Linked DNA regions of Homo sapiens: region 2 is linked to region 1. Evidence: chromatin loops called from intact Hi-C (ENCODE). Cell type or tissue: ascending aorta. All regions are shown on one strand. Each heading gives the region's core, and the rest is flanking DNA. Links, peaks and the distances in the headings are about the cores only.

The links. A loop is a pair of places that touch in the nucleus more often than their neighbours do. Peaks named below come from ENCODE experiments on the same cell type or tissue, not always from the same donor. Only the 100,000 strongest peaks of a DNase experiment are listed, where the experiment ranks them.
Region 2: a loop joins it to region 1, with 2.4 times the contacts of the local background. A loop is called at or near these places in 12 of 110 quality-filtered maps.

Annotation. Positions count from the first base shown.
Region 1 is chr10:18,311,101-18,315,175 of GRCh38, forward strand. The region is part of intron 2 of CACNB2 (calcium voltage-gated channel auxiliary subunit beta 2); the gene reads left to right. Among named protein-coding and RNA genes, the nearest start is that of CACNB2-AS2, 52 kb to the left of the region's middle. In ascending aorta, for the core only: a CTCF peak has its summit at 1,841 (motif pointing left); no DNase peak of the experiment used is centred there; H3K4me3 peaks cover 1,119 bases; H3K27ac peaks cover 1,623 bases.
Region 2 is chr10:17,845,781-17,849,855 of GRCh38, forward strand. It overlaps MRC1 (mannose receptor C-type 1), which reads left to right. Exons shown (of 30, transcript NM_002438.4): 7 at 3,799-3,984. Among named protein-coding and RNA genes, the nearest start is that of MIR511, 2.7 kb to the left of the region's middle. In ascending aorta, for the core only: a CTCF peak has its summit at 2,095 (motif pointing right); no DNase peak of the experiment used is centred there.

The DNA of each region.
Region 1 (4,075 bases), core at 594-3,093:
GATTTTCTGCTTGTTTAAGTTTGCTTAAGTTCCTTGTATTTTTGTTTCCCTGAAATTGGTTTATCTGCTTATTTTGGACCTTTTAGGCTCTTCTTTCTTTTTATTTTCCAAATATCTGCTTTTACTTATTTGTCCATCCATATTTGTGAATGATTGACTACTTTGGTTCATTATAGGCAGGTGGCATGGGTTCCTCTGGAATCTTTTAGTCTTGTTTTCTTAGTAGTCTTCTCATCTCTAAATGAGAGGGCAGCTGCGGCTCCATGTAGATAGGTAGGAGTATAGACAAACCTTGAGCAATGTGGCGGTTAGGGGCGTTGACCCATTGCACAGTTGGAAATCCATATACAACTTTTGACTCCCCAAAGCCTTACTACTAATAGCCTACTGTTGACCAGAAGCTTTACCAAGAACATCAACAGTCAGTTAACACATGTGTTGTGTTGTATGTACTATGTACTGTATTCTTACAAAAAAGTAAACTAGAGAAAAGATGTTAAAAAAATTATAAGTAAAAAAATATATACTTACTATTCATGAAGAAGAAGTAGATCATCATAAAGTTCTTCATCCTCATCGTCTTCCCACTGAGTGGGCTAAGGAAGAGGAGGGGTTGGTCTTGCTGTCTTGGGTGGCAGAAGATGAAGGAAATCTTCATACATAAGTGGACCCACATGGTTCAAATCTGTGTTGTTCAAGGGTCAACGGTAGATGGCACTTAGACTTCCCTATAAGGTGTGTAGTCAGGGAACCGCCTGGTAGGGACCCCTACAGTCACCTGACTTAGGAAGTGTGTTACTCTTGGGGATGGAGCACTTCATTTCTTTTACTCCTGGGCAGAGCTGACTTTTCTTCTCCAATGATAGTCCCCTTCTATACTTCTGGGTATGTCAGTATTTACTTTAAACTACTCTATTCCTCTTTCAATCCCACACCTTTTGAAATGCATTTATATATTTGATGCTTCTTATCTTTTTTAAGCCTGTAAGTTGTCTGACTAACAGAAATTTCCCAAGTAGGTAAATCTTAGGAAACAAATTAAAATGATAAATATGGTGAAATTTAAGACCTTCTAAATGATTAATAAAGTATATAAAATTCATAAGTTTGCAACTTAAAATCTCAAATCTAAACCAACTACTCAGTCACACATTTTAAATTGGAATTAAATGACTGATCTGTTTCTATTGAGCCGAACTCTCTTAAACACTAAAAATATGTAAAATGTGAAATATGCACAAGCTCCTTTACATAAAAAAATATTATTTATATTTGTTTAGTCATTGAAATAGCTCTGCTTTTAATTATAAATTTTTCTGGACTTGCCCACAAAGGAATAATTTATATCATCCTAGCTCAGCCAGTTAAGATTATATAACAGCCAGAAATATTGGCCCAGATGCTGAATAAATCCTTGTCGATGACTATAAGGAGATACACAGAGCTCTGTTAAGGTCACTGTATCAGTGTCCTTTAAGTGTGTGTGTTTGAAGGTGTGGGGTGGCAGGATGCAGGGAGGAAGAGCTGTGATAGCCCAGGTCATTCAGATCCCTAATCTGCTCTTTTCTGTCTTCATACACTGAATTAGATTTGGCCTTTCTTTAGCTTTTAAGATTTATGTGTGCCTTTTCCATCTAACTCTAAATACCTTTGATAAGTCCTGTCTCCTTTGCCTGTATTTTTTAACACTTAGGACTACAGAACTCTTGGGGGCGGGGGCATTCAAATGGCATCCAGAGTTTTAGTGCGTTCTCCTGACATTGACTTTTTTAGCCACATTTCAAGGTCATGCTACTGACGATTACGGACCAAGAGAAGAGCAAGTGACTGCTGACCTCTAGAGGATACTCAATGCAATAAATGATTGTTTTTCTGTGCTAATAATAGCACTGACATCATATGGTTGTAATAAATTTGAACAGGATGATTGAAGCAAATGTACAGCGCCTAGCATGCACTAAGAATTTGGTGACTGTGATCATTTTTTATAGTTGCATTTAGATAAAGAACTGTCCCTAAAAATTATTCATCGTTAGATGAGAAAGAAACCTTTAAGCAGATATTTAGATAAGGGGTGTTTTCTTTTATATCTCCAGTATATTCCCACTAGCACTGAGCAATATTTTATGAATCTAGTATCGCAAAAACAGTTTAGATTTATAGCAGGTTCTCAGCCTCAGCACCGTGGCCATTTGGGGCTGGATATCTCGTTGCCGTGGAGCCGTCGCGTGCATGGTAGGATGGTTAGCAGCGTCCCTGGCCCCTACGTACTAGACGCCAGAAACACTCCTCTCCAACTGTGACAACCAAAAATGTCTCCAGAACCTGCCAGATGTCTCCTGGGAAAGGCAAAATTACCACCATTTTATAACCATGCCAATTGCTGTGTATTTTTTTAAATCTGTTTTCCTATTTGCTTCTCTGAACTCAGTTCCTATCTTTGGAGCTTTCTATCTTTTGACCTAAAAGTGGCATGGAATATCTCAACACTTCCTTTTCCTCCCCAGCTCGGGGTCTAAAGAGGAGAATGTAATTAAGATTAAATCCAAAGCTTTATTTAAATAAATAATCAATCTATTAAGGGGAAAATATGCTCCACTAAAGCCATAAAGCCATCGGCTATCACTCCTTCTTGTGAGCCTGACTTGCTTTTTCGGTTTGTCGCTGGTTAAGAGAATTGCAGATGTATTCCATTGAGGAAAGCGGTATGTTCCCACACTAGCGAAAAACATTGTATTCTTCTAGTTAATCATTTTCAAAGAGCTGTTTCTATTTCTGGTTACTACAAAAATAATGGCCTGCAGGTCATCTATTTATGATCAAGTAAATTCCGCTTCATTGAAATGTTGTAGACTTTAGAAGAAAGAAAGAAAACACACTAAAGGCTTCTGGACAGTCAAATATTTTAACTTGGAGTGTGAAACACTAAATTAATCACACAGTAACTTCAGGCTGTTATTAGCCTTTTATGGTCAATGAATATTGATTGTTGAGTGAATCAATGATTGGACACACGTATACATGGATTTTATCACTTGGAAACTCTATAATTATCATACTAAATTCCCGATATTGTGGTTAATAGCTTTCTAGAAAAAAGAGTTGTTATAAAACCATAATGTATTACTGTTAAAAGTTGGGATTCGGGGAAAAGTAAGAGCTGTATAATTAATCCACCTATCAAAAAATAATCCTAATTAATATTTTTATTGTTAGTGAATTTGAATGTTAGTTGAATTGTTCATTTTGGATAAGGAGATTACAAAGATGTTTGACTCTGTTCACAACATGGGGAAAATGATTGGGCTATCTGAGACTGAGTTATCAATAGAGTATACTTTTTGTTTGTTACATCAGTAAATATCAGGGTTTTTTTTTTCTGTTTTTCCTCCTTCTTCAAGTCTGAAAAATTATTTGCCTAGAAGGGGAAACATATTCAGACAATTGAAATTCCACAGTTCATCTTCCCACATTTGTGAGAAAAAAAAAACGTGAGCCACCATAAAGTAACTAAAACAGCTAAATCAGTCTATTACTGTTGCCCTCAGTTACCATTCAAAAACTGTCTGCCATACAGCAAAACATTTTTTCATACACATGAACCCTACAGTACCCACTGTAACAAATACAGCAAAAATATTACAGAATAAAAACGTCTCCAAGGTCCAATAAAAGATGTTTGTTTGATACAGTAGCAATACCAGTGCACCTGAAGAGTATTACTTCATCCTGAAAACCTCTTAAAATCTGCACCAAAAGATTAAAAAACACTTACACTAAAAACTTACTAACTCAGAAAAACTCATGGGAAGGACAATTGGAATTCTAGTGGTGTTTCATTTCTTTTTTTAAAAAATACTTGCCCTTAGAAATTCACATACTAACTCTAACCTAGTAAGTTAGATAGACATGTACAAAGTACTTTCTAATTCAGAGATAAAAACAGTGGGACCAGGCGCCATGGCTCATGCCTGTAATCTCAGCACTTTGGGAGGCCAACGCCGGCCGATGACCTGAGGTCAGGAGTTCGAGACCAGCCTGGCCAACACAGTGAAACCCCATCTCTACTTTAAAA
Region 2 (4,075 bases), core at 1,012-3,511, 460 kb before region 1:
AAGTCAACATTTGGAAGGGATGTTTATATTAGGTCCTCACGGCTCTATCTGGGCTTCCTTGCTATTCAGTGTAGCGTCTTATACTAAAGTTTTCATAAAATAGAATAAAATATCTAAAAAGTTGTAACTGAATTTTATTTATTTATTGAGACAGAGTCTCATTCTGTCACCCAGGCTGGAGTACAATGGCGCGATCTCAGCTCACTGCAAACTTCGCCTCCTGGGTTCGTGATTCTCCTGCCTCAGCCTCCCGAGTAGTTGGGATTACAGATGTGTGCCATCACGCCCAGCTAATTTTTGTATTTTTAGCAGAGATGGTGTTTCGCTGTGTTGGCCAGGCTTGTCTTGAACTCCTGACCTTGGGTGATCTACCCACCTCAGCCTCCCAAAGTGCTGGGATTACAGGCATGAGCCACCGTGCCTGGCCTGTAACTGAATTTTAAATATCGGCTAGACTTCAAGAAAAAAAAAAATCAATTGTGTTGTCCCTTACAATTTTATAGGAGAATAAACTACTAAGGCAAGAATTCTTTCTTCCAATTGATGAAAGACAAACTACATATTTTTTATTATTACCTCTTTTTGGAGGGACAGCGAATGCTTTAAATGGTTTAATTTATTTCTGTTTTTCTGCTGGAGGAAACTGACAATGTGGCATTCTTGTTTTTTTCTTCCCATTGGCTTTGAAAGCAATTTCATGTATTTTAAAATACGCTTGACATAGCTAGAGATTCAAAAGATACAACATGATAAATAATAAGGTTTTCCCTACCTCTCACCTGTAACACCCAGTTTACCTTCCTGGAGAATAATTGTTTCTGGGTGTGTATCCTTAGTTATTCTGTGACTATATAAACAAATATATTTATAATTATTTTTGTTTCATACAAATGGCAGTATACTATAATATGTTTTTATCCTAAGTTTTCCACTTAACAACAATTTTGGACATCATTCCACGTAGAATATAAACAGCTTCTATGTTTAATTTTATGGCTGTCCAAAAGCTATTGCAGAGACAGCACATATATTTTTTTGACCGATCTCCTGTGTAATGGATTTTTAATTTAATTTACTTCCAATCTTTTATTAATACAAACAGTCCTGAGGTAAATAACTATATACATTCTATGCACATCATTTCATGCATGTGATCATTCCTGGAAGTGGAATTGTTGGATTAGGGAGGAGATGTGTTTGCAATTTTAATTGATATAGATTTGGCCAAGATCCTAAATAGATATAGATGCGGGACCTGGATGTTGGGTTTGATTATCCTTTACAGGCTCTCCATAGTGACGGTGGGTATCTTTAGAGAAAGCTCACCATTTTTGCATTTTACCTCTACTATTCCTCCTCTAGGAGAAATAGTGTATTTTTTCCTTTTTTGGAAGCCTTCATTACAATTCTCTTTCTAAGACTTGGAATTTCCATGTTGCCAAAGAGGAGAATAGTTACTTTATAGTTTCTCTGGTACAGCACTCAGAATTCTGTAACTTGGCCTTACTGCTTAACCTGCCGGTGCTGGGATCCTCATGTGTAAAATGGAAATGTTCATGACTCTTCTTCCTGAGATAAAATTTTGTTCATTTCATCAAACACTCAGTACATTCTTATTCCTCCATGATGCCTTCTTCACTCGCTAACCACTTGATGTCAGTTTCTGAACATCTCTATACTCCCTGGATTAATGATTCTGTTTTATCTATAAACTCAAATAAACCAGAGCTTGGAAAAGCGTATCAGAGTTCAAATTATGCAGCATACGGGATTAGCAACAGCCTTAGGCAAGAATTCAACCTCAAACCCTGTGAATTATTGTAACACTAACCCGTTTGTCCATAATCCTCAGGTCTCTAGGGCTGTACTCTCTGGCTTAGCAGCCACTTAACCGCATGTGGCCACTGAGCACATGAGCTGTGGCTAGAGGAACAAATCATCTTCTGTGGCTGCCCCAGGGAACTCCCCTTCATTTCACTCAAGTTGGTTGTTTTCATGCTTTCAAATATGTTTAAAGTTCATCATTTCAGTTTTTGAAGGACAGCATTGGCTGATACTATTTTCAATTTCCTAGGTAGCAAAATTAAAATAACCCACCAGAGGGCTCCAAAGCTGTACTAAGCTTGCTTTCTTTTTCTTTTTCTTCTTTTTTTTTTTGTAACCACTGGAAGTGCACAGAATCTAAATTGTATTGAGGGAATAGAATTTTTTTAAATATGCATTTTTTATTACAATTGTACAGCATTTGAGCCTCATGACTGAGTAGTTACTTGTATGACTGCAGGGCACAAAATCCTGGGCTTAAACAATGATGTTTCAGATACTCTCCACCTTTAAGGGAAGATACGACCAATTCATCAAAGGAATAGTGAAGAAAGGTACCCTATAACGAACATATACTAAGACAGCCATTTGAAAACATTTAATATGAGCTTAAATAATATATACGTTCACTTTCATTTGGCAATATAGTCCCCTTCTAAGCAAAACATGTTGCCAAATTACTGTTTGAAATAGTATCTCTAGAATAGTAATAACAAGCAGCCATATATCAACTATAACTTCAATTCTTTTTCTCTTCCAATACTCAATACGCTTATATGTACCAGGCCCTGTGCCAGGCTCAAGGCAATAGGGATGAATAAACATCTGCCTTCAAATGTCTTTATTGTCACTTTCCCCTAGCTCATTACTATTAAATTTTTGCAGCGTATAATCAAGATTATACAATTTGATCCTATTAGTAGCGAGGCTGAGGATGTTGACAGCTGGTTTAATTAAATAATGATTGTGTGGTGCTTGTGATTTACAAGCACACTCTCTCTATTCTTTTCTAGTTCAGAAGAACATGGGGTGGGTGGTTTGATATTAGTGTTAGTACTAATCTCATTTAAAAATTTTCACCTATATGGGTACTCCTTTTCATGTGATGTGACTTGCCGAAGATCACACAACTTACCGCAAATTCAGGTTTTAGGAGTTATGACTCCAGATCCCTCTCCTAGTCACAAGCACGTGTCAGTTTTGGGTAGCAACTAAATGGTAGTGGGTCTGTTCTGAGGCAACAAGTGGCTGACTCATGTGGCTATGGTGGCGGAGGCTCCTTGGAGACCGTTTGTCCCCCAGCCATTCCAGCTCTCTACTTCAACACTAACCTGCCTCTCAAGAGTGACTGGCTCCCTAATGTCCATAGAATAAAGTAAATTCAAATCTTTTAGGGGATGTGTTTAGTCCCCCAAAGCTTTCAGGCCTCCAGCATTTAAACAGTGCATAACAGATGCTTAGTTCAGGTTTGCTGACAAGATTTAGATAATCTAATATGTATTAGTATAGTCTTGTTGTAGATATAACTTTTTAAAAAGAGATTTCCCATAGCCAAGTACAGTGGCTTATGCCCTGTAGTAGCAGCTACTTAGGAGGCTGAGGCAGGAGGACTGCTTGAGCCCAGGAGGTTGAGGCTGCAATGAGACATGATCACACCACCGCACTCTGGCCTGGGGAATAGAGGGAGACCTTGTCTCTTAAAAAAAAAAAAAAAAGAAAGAAAGAAAGTTGATAAGGTGATTTCCCATTTGATTAAAAAGTAGGTTATTTTGTTTTGTCTAAAAACCAACAAAATAGTATATGCCTTGTCTATTTTTGGTGAATATGTATGCTGCGAAAATAAAAACTAAATGTTACCTTTATTTGCCTAGTAACTATAAGCTGTTTCATGTATTATATAAAATGATTAAAATATTGTTATAGTTTTAATCAAATCTTTTAAAATTTTTTTCCGACCCCCCTTTTTGTTTCTAGAAAGTGATGTGCCTACTCACTGTCCTAGTCAGTGGTGGCCGTATGCCGGTCACTGTTACAAGATTCACAGAGATGAGAAAAAAATCCAGAGGGATGCTCTGACCACCTGCAGGAAGGAAGGCGGTGACCTCACAAGTATCCACACCATCGAGGAATTGGACTTTATTATCTCCCAGCTAGGATATGGTGAGAAACTTGACAGTGATAATATACTTGGCTTTAATCCTGGGAGCACCCCTTTCTACCCAACTCTGGAAAATTCTATCATAAACATCAA